Regions from separate parts of the Homo sapiens genome. Here region 2 is linked to region 1. A link is a loop called in an ENCODE intact Hi-C map of the cell type or tissue named here. Cell type or tissue: ovary. All regions are shown on one strand. Each heading gives the region's core, and the rest is flanking DNA. Links, peaks and the distances in the headings are about the cores only. Region 1 overlaps BACH2 (BACH transcriptional regulator 2). Region 2 has its middle 80 kb from the start of MIR4464.

What was found. Hi-C counts contacts between places; a loop is a spot of excess contacts. Peaks named below come from ENCODE experiments on the same cell type or tissue, not always from the same donor. Only the 100,000 strongest peaks of a DNase experiment are listed, where the experiment ranks them.
Region 2: it touches region 1 in a loop (2.7-fold over the local background); 76 of 110 quality-filtered maps call a loop at or near these places.

The regions. Positions count from the first base shown.
Region 1 is chr6:89,968,509-89,972,909 of GRCh38, forward strand. All of the region lies in intron 6 of BACH2 (BACH transcriptional regulator 2), which reads right to left. Among named protein-coding and RNA genes, the nearest start is that of GJA10, 76 kb to the left of the region's middle. In ovary, for the core only: a CTCF peak has its summit at 2,326 (motif pointing right); a DNase peak (open chromatin) is centred at 3,737.
Region 2 is chr6:90,390,981-90,395,381 of GRCh38, forward strand. No RefSeq gene overlaps it. Among named protein-coding and RNA genes, the nearest start is that of MIR4464, 80 kb to the left of the region's middle. In ovary, for the core only: a CTCF peak has its summit at 2,495 (motif pointing left); a DNase peak (open chromatin) is centred at 2,501.

The sequences.
Region 1 (4,401 bases), core at 321-4,320:
TTCATGCTAGTTGGATGACAGTATTTAAGAAAAGTTAAATTGATAAAACATCATTAGATCACAGAAAGGCTAAAGCCATAAGTATTTTGTGTACATATGAGGCATTTTGCATAAATGTTACTAAATAATCAATGCAAAAAATTTACTTGAGCATTCACTGTGCTGGATGCTGAAGTGAACTTGAAAGAAGCAAAAAATGTAGTTTTAAAAATCTGTCTTGGGCTGGGCACAGTGGTTCACGCCTATAATCCCAGCACTTTGGGAGGCTGAGGCTGGCCGATCCCTTGAGGTCAGGAATTCCAGACCAGCCTGACCAACATGGTGAAATCCCATCTCTACTAGAAATACAAACATTAGCTGGGTGTGGTGGCGTATGCCTGTAGTCCCAGCTACTTGGGGGGCTGAGGCAGGAAGACTGCTTGAATCTGGGAGGCGGAGGTTGCAGTAAGCTGAGATTGTGCCACTGCACTCCAGCCTGGGTGACAGAATGAGACTCTGTCTCGAAAAATAATAAAAAAAGAATGTGTCTTAAAAATGTAGTCTTTTTTTTTTTTTTTTTTTTTAGGCTGAGTTTCACTCTTGTTGCCCAGGCTGGAGTGCAATGGTGCGATCTTGGCTCACCGCAACCTCCGCCTCCTGGGTTCAAGCGATTCTCCTGCCTCAGCCTCCCGAGTAGCTGGGATTACAGGAATGTGTCACCACGCCCAGCTAATTTTTTTGTATTTTCAGTAGAGATGGGGTTTCTCCATGTTGGTCAGCTGATCTTGAACTCCTGACCTGAGGTGATCCGCCCATCTCGGCCTCCCAAAGTGCTGGGATTACAGGTGTGAGCCACCGTGCCCAGCAAAAATGTAGTCTTAAGAAGGTAAGAATTCCTGGAGGAACTCACAATGTATCACAATCAAATAGGAGAATAATTGATGCTGACCTATCCATTGTTGAGACTCCTGGTGCAGCAGAAGATGAGAGACAAGGGACGGATGTGGGCTGCCACCACTCTACCACTACGCTTGGATGGGAGCAGGTGGGGGACAGAGAGCGCAGCACCAACAGGAGTCAGCCTTTGTCCTTCAAATATTGTGACCCTGACCTTGGCAGCCTCATGCTTTCTAGGAAAGGCTCTGCCATATGCACCTGGGATTAACACCCTTCTCTACCTGAGAAACCAGTGCCCTCCACCCCACCTAAATGAAACTTCAAATGGGGCTCATAAAAGGGAATGACATGACAGGAAGAGAAACGATCTGTTGGGAAGAGGCTGACAGTGCTCGGAAAACCATGGAGCAAAACAGATGGAAGAGGACACATATACCAGTCCTGCTGGAACTGCAGGATGGTGAGAAAAGACTGCAAGCTGGCTTGGAAATGAAGGCTGGGTGAGTTGAGTGAGCAAAACTGGTTCATCCTTAACCTGCTAAGTTAGAGTAAGAGAATTTTAGATGGTGGGGGTTGGGGGATGACTGTCTTTTAGATCAGCTTGGAAAAAATAAAAATCCTCTTCTACACTAAAGTAGGAAAGACCACAGAGTTAGCAAAGAAGGCATTTCAGAAAGTCAAATGGGGAAAAAAGAAGAATGTTAGATAAATAGGTGAAATTATAAAGTGTCTAAAAGCAACTCCAACAGGAGAAAGAAGGTGGGCAGGGTCAGAGTTCGGAGGATGTGAAGGGCAACAGAGGCCCTGTGAAGTACAGGCCACCCTCGTGAGGAGTAAGGACAGTGCTGTCCTGCCACCTCAAGGTAGGGCCTGGCAGTGCCCTGTTCCCAGTTCTGTGCCCCGAAGTGAAGCGCCGCCGACAGGCTTTGATGATCTTTCCACCTCCTGACTCTTGGCGGGCAGAGCATACAGTCACAGACCAGATATTAGAACACTTTATCTAGCATATGGAAGGAACAGAATGTCAAAGGGGTTTATTACTGTACCTGACCAGATAATCAGGTAATTAGCACTATTAACAGAACAGATTGGACACATTTATACATGCATTTGTATATCTCCGGGGAGGCATAGCTTCAAAAAAACATAATATCAGGTGTTTTTTATTATAATGTTTGTGTGTATGTGTGTTTTTCTAAAGAACATTTTATTTCTCAGAAAGGATACCAGGCATGTTTCTTTTCTGCACCTGTACGGCCCTTTTTCACTTAGTCAAGCTGGACTGCAAACAATGAAGAAGGAAATTTGTTTCTGGCCCCCCCCAGATCTTACAACAAGCACTGCCGAGCTGGCTGGCTTCTTTGTTCATATGCCCAGGCCCCCACCTGGGTGGTGCGCAATTCTAGGAATATGCTCTGGCTGAAAGACAGAAAAGACCAGGAGAGGGAGCACAAGAACACAAGATATTTCTATATCTGGGTCGCAGGGAAAGTCACAGAAAGAGAGCAAGGCAAAGAGAAGCAAATGCCTCAAAAAATATATGCGGGATCTTAACGGTGTATTTTTTAGGTGCAATAAAAAGGGAATTTGGAACTTATGGTTTGTTCATCACATAGAATACATTTTTAGCAAATTATATTTAATGCAGAATAAAGGCTATTTTATTTATTAGTTTGTCCTGAATGATATCATTACTTTATGAACTGCCAAATCTGTCAGCAATTATTAACACTCCACAGCTAGCTGCCTTCCCCTAGGTGTTTCAGTTCACCTTTGCCACACAGTAACATGGGAACAACTGCGTCAGACGACAAGCATGCAGCCCCAGGCACAGATCAGTGAGTTTCAGTGACACTACAGCACTTAGCTGGATTAAGTTTATAGGCTGAGAACAAGGTAATGACACCAGGCATTCTCCTCCACAGGAATTCACAATATGGGATGTCACTGGTGGGCACCTTTTCAATATAAGATACAAATCACCTTATCCCTTTAACGAATGCATACTGACCACTTTGCATGGTTCTATTGTGTCTTAGGTGCTGGGGGCATAAAACAATGAATATGAAGGAAACGGTACTTGGTCTGAGAGGTTCTAGGCTATTGGGACAGAGACAAGTCAACAGGTAATCACAACACAGCCATGATAAGAACTGTCAGTACGGTTCTTACTTACAGGGTGTGTAAGTCCATTTTCATGCTGCTGATAAAGACATACCTGAGACTGGGTAATTTATAAAGAAAAAGAGGTTTAATGGACTCACAGTTCCACATGGCTGGGGAGGCCTCAGTCATGGTGGAAGATGAAGGAAGAGCAAAGGGACATCTTACATGGCCGCTGGCAAAGACAGAATGAGAGCCAAGCGAACAGGGAAACTCCTTATAAAACCATCAGATCTCATGAGACTTATTCACTACCAGGAGAACAGTATGGGGGAAACCGCCCCCGTGATTCAGTTTATCTCCCACCGGGTCCCTCCCACAACACATGGGAATTATGGGAGCTAAAATTCAAGATGAGATGTGGGTGGGGACACAGCCAAACCATGTCACAGGGGAAGTACAGCTGCTGGCGGAAGGGCATCTAACTGAGGAGGTGACAAATGAGCTGCAGCCTGAGGGAGGATTAGTTAGGTTTTGGGTGGGAGCTGGTGTTCCAGATGGAAGAAATGAAATGTGCAAAGACCTAAGAGAGAACATAGCATGCAGTGTGGTGTGGCAGGAGCAGCAGCTGGGGCAAGGGCACAGGTGAAACTGGAGAAGGGAGCAAGGGGACGGGCTGGGAAGGTCCTTCCGTGTCCGCCGCCGAGGCTGGCCCAGGGGCCTCACTGGAGTCTGTTGCGCAGGAGAGTATGAGGGAGACTCCTTTGGCTGCATTTGGGGAACAAGCCAGACGGGCGGCAAGCCAGTCACAGAAGTCCAGGCAAGCACCACTGTGGCCGGGATACAGGCAGTGGTGTTGGGAAGGGAAATATAGACAGATGAGAGAGGCCATTAGGAGGAAGAGTTGGCGAAGTCTGAGAGTATAGGCCAATTCAAGACTGAGAACGACTAAAAAAAGCATCATGTTGCTTCTAACTAACCAAAGCCACAACCTGGATACCCCATTGACGAAAACAAGGTATCTTTGGAAGCTATTTGGGACGCTTTACAGTGTGTAATAGGAATTATGTACAGGTTCCCAGGCAGACCCAAGGCAGTTTAGGTTTCAGAGTCATAAATTTTGGAGGAGGATAGGGCTCAGAATTCTGTAGCCTGGGGCTTTCTTTAAATGGACACCTTTGATGTCAGTCTGTTGTTTCAGTTTCTGCCTAATGTAGGATTTTTAAAAACAGCACACTTTCCCAGTAAGTCATTCTGATCTGGCAATGAGAAAGAGGTGAAAGTTCTCACAGGATGTAAAGGGTCTTTAAAAAAAACGACGGGCTGGGTGCAGTGGCTCAAGCCTGTAATCCCAGCACCTTGGCAGGGTGAGGTGGGCAGATCACGAGGTCAGGAGTTCGAGACCAGCCTGGCTAACATGGT
Region 2 (4,401 bases), core at 322-4,321, 420 kb after region 1:
AATAAAAATGACTAATAGCTATAAGCTGCTTAATATAAGCCAGACACTGTTCCAAGTGCTTTATGTGTTTTAATCCATGTAACCCTCATTGCCGCCTCATTGCATTGGGGTGCAAATGAAGTCACTCCATATGCACATGAGAAAACTGAGGTACTGAGAATTTCCAAGGTCACAGAGCGAGTAAGGGGCAAAGCCAGGATGTAAACTTAGGCAGCCTGTTTCAGAACCAAGCTCTTAACCACTGCGCTCTACTTCGACAGGTAATTGTAATCCAGAATATGCTTACTTTTTTTATGAAATATAATAAAACTCAAAATTAAACATTCCCCTAGAACAGAGTTAGGGCCTCTTAGAAATCATCCGTCAACCCCAATTTGAAGAACAAACATTCAATTATCTACTCTTAAACCCATTACTATTTCCAGGAGTCACTACAGCATGGTGTTCTTTAATTCTTTTTTTTTTTTTTTTTGAGACAGAGTCTTGGTCTGTCACCCAGGCTGGAGTGCAGTGGCGCGATCTCGGCTCACTGCAACCTCCGCCTCCCAGGTTCAAGCCAGTCTCCTGCCTTAGCCTCCCGAGTAACTGGGACTACAGGCACGTGCCACCACACCTGGCTAATTTTTTTATTTTTGGTAGAGACGGGGTTTCACCATGTTGGCCAGGCTGGTCTCAAACTCCTTGTGATCCACCTGCCTTGGCTTCCCAAAGTGCTAGGATCACAAGCGTGAGCCACTGCGCCTGGCCTAATTCTTTAAATTATAAAAATATATCCTAATTTTATCCACAATGACCTCAGTTAACCATAAGGTATTTTCTAAGGCCATAGAACTATATTAGATAATTGATATGAACCCTTGTTAGTAATCAAGATGATAAAAGATATGACACGTAGACACATTGAAATGTAAATATTTATACTGTCTTAACAAGCAAGGGTAATCAACTACAGATAAGGCAGGAGTCAGTGTCATTGCCTCTGATAGGAATCAGGATGAGGCTGAGTATTCTGGGGTGAGTGGGGTAAGCTCTGAGAGACAGTAGGAGACTAGTGGTTGGCTGGAAACTTCAGAGGAAAGGCTGGGTGCAGAAACCCACCCAAGTTCCCCCTCCCTGGGAGTGGCCACTGGCAGAAACTCCTGGAGACAATGATCAGAAGTTGTAACTAACCAGGACTTGAATGAAAGGTTTCAAGAAATCTGGGAGTAGCAGACTGGGAAGATTCAAGAAGCAGGCATAGAAAAACATCTGAGCCTTTTGCCCTTGATATATATATATATATGAATACTTACTTCCTCCATTTACATATATAAAATTATATATATATGAATACTTAGTTCCTCCATTTACATGTATAAAATTATATATATATATATATATATATATATATATATATATATGAAGATTTCCTCCATTTAGGTATTTGTTCAAGTTTCTTTCTCATTTGTCTATGTCTTCAACAGGTTCATCTTTATCATTGCTATTTACTTGTCTTAGATTGCAAATGAAGACAAAGTAGGGAGCACGTAGAGTTTACTCTATACATCACAGTACAGTAAAAGACATCTAAAGGGCTTTTGAATGATGAATTATTCAAATTTATTTACTTATTGTGCACTTATATAAAATTCTTTTTTTTTCTTTGAGACGGAGTCTCGCTCTGTCACCCAGGCTGGAGCGCAGCGGTGCAATCTCGGCTCACTGTAACCTCCACCTCCCGGGTTCAAGCAATTCTCTTGCCTCAGCCTCCTGAGTAGCTGGGATTACAGGCTCGTCTCACCATGCCCAACTAATTTTTGTGTTTTTAGTAGAGACAGGGTTTCACCAGGCTGGTCTCGAACTCCTAAGCTCAGGTGATCCACCCGCCTCAGCCCCCCAGAGTGCTGGGATTACAGGCATGAGCCACTGCATCCAGCCAAATATATAAAATTATTTGTGAGCTATGAATGGGTGGAAGTATGAGTAACCTAGGGTCTGACTGTTTGGAAATTTCACACAGTAAGATAATGAAGGGTACACATGAATGGAACAGATAGTAAGGCCTGCCACTGAATAGTAGCAGTAGTAGCAGTAGTAGCAGTACTAGTAGTAGTAGTAGTAGTAGCAGCAGCAGTAGCTAGGCTCTTGGGTTGTGGGGTAGAGCCAATTCCAATCTCAGCTCTATGAACCACTGTTTGGGTGTTCTTGGGCAAGATAACCTCTTCTTATCTATAAATGGGGATGATGATGTTGATAGTAATACCTGTATCATAAGGTTGTTATGAAGACTAAATGAGACGATACATGTACCATGTTTAGCATGTCTGCTGTGTAGAATCTAGCTCATCAAATGTGAACCTGCAGCTGCTGAGGCTCTGCTAACAATAACCGTGTCTGAACAAGGGTGCGCTTTCCAATTCGATTGTGCCAGACTCACTACAGGATGTAGAAGGTGAGGAGAGAAACCCCGCAAGAGACAACATTAATTTGGTAGTGCCTGGGGTCAGCGTGTGTGTGCACCACTGCCCTCTACTGGAAGCAGTTCCCACAGATTTCTAAGAAATAACCAAGTGATTTCAGCACTCCCTTGTTTCAACATCCTGTAGTCTCCTTTGCAGAGAGCTTCACAGCCCATCTGAGATAATCTCCCCCCCTTTTCTGATACTTAGAGGCAGAAAAAATCCTATTGTCTGCTAGCCTCAGCTTCTCACCTGCTTTTAACTAATATGCAGTCTGGACAGGTATTGATTTTTCTGCTTTTCTCTGATTGCACTCATCAGTCATTTTATATTACTGGAGAGTCCATTAGCAATAAAAATAAAGGATGGATGTTACAAAGCCCATTAGAGAAACTTGCTCTCTGGATCTTTGGGACCAGGAAAACAATTAAAAGCACGTCATCTTATAAACATTCTAATAGAATTATTAGAAGGGTGAATAAACCCAGGATGTGATTACCAAGGGATGAAATGAAATCCTCCTTACTAGTCAATTAGAAGGGATTGCCCCGATGTTCCATAACACTGTGGTATGTAGGTGAGATGAAAAGATTAAATACTAGAATAAAGGACCATTACACAACAGAGATTCAGCTGTAGGCTCCCGCATAAGTGAATTTCAGGGCTATGATGAAGAATCTGAGATGAGAGAAAGGAAGTGTTTAAATATAAAAGAAAGAAGTGACTATCCAATTCTGACTTGGAAATGTAGGTAAGTTGATGAAACAAAGCCATCACTTCACTAGGTTGGGTCTAACTTGCTTCCCTTGTGCAGACGGTCACTGAAATTCTTCATGAGAAACGGAGAATAAAGCAGGACCAGACTCCAAGACTCTGATGCTTGTTGCCTGGAGAATGTTACTGATGCTGCTGCAGGTCCTCATGCTTCCTGGGTTGGCATGAGCTATGGATGTGAGTGACTAGCATCATTCTTAGCACAGGTTGGTACTCAAATATGTTAGTTCTCTTTCTCCTTTCCCCACTGGTGGGAGGGTGCATAGAATCAATGATTTTGAGAAGCCCATATTTCCAGTGACTATTATGCTGCATTTAACTTAATTTCCTTTTATTTTCATTAGCTTCTAAGTGTAAACAGTTTTCACATTAAGGGCTATTTGGACGTTTATTCTCTTTAGATGATCACTGAGTATATGTTAAGTTGGTTGAGGCTCTTTGGTCCAGAAAGCAGTAGATACTTGCAAAAAAATCATGTTATAGGTGGCAAATTTTTTTTCAACTTTTATTTTGGGTTCAGGGGGTATACGTGCAGGTTTTTTACTGGGTAAATTGTGTGTTTCTGAGGTTTGATGTACGAATGATCCCATCACCCATGTAGTGAGTATAGTACCTGATATGTTGTTTTTCAACCGGGGTCTCCCTCCCTACCTCCCACCTCTGGTAGTCCTGAGTGTCCAGTGTTCCCATTTTTATGTATAGGAGGCAAATTTTATGGTTTTTTTTCTCTCATCATAACAAGACATCAAGTTGTTTGGCATTGTACTAGGTTTTTCTACTGATTATAAAGTTGCTACACTGTGTTCTTTTCTCTAGATTGTAATTTATTATCTGTAAGTAGTATAACAGTAAATACTGAGAATAATTTTTAAAATTAACAATTCCACCTCTCTTATATATGAAGTATTTACATTTTCCATGTTCTTCCAATCTTTATCCATGTGGATGTTTACTCTTTATGTAGATTCTTGCATTTTTTAATTTGATGTTATTTTACATGCATTTTAATGTTACTTCATGGTAGCCATAATTACAATTTTAATGGTTGCAAAATATTTCATTAGATATATGTCTTAATTTACTTAGTAAATTATCTATAGAGGCATTAAAAGTTTTTACCATCAAGTTTTTAAAAACCACTATAAATAATGTCATCATGGTTATAAAAACAGATCTCTTTCTCCACTTA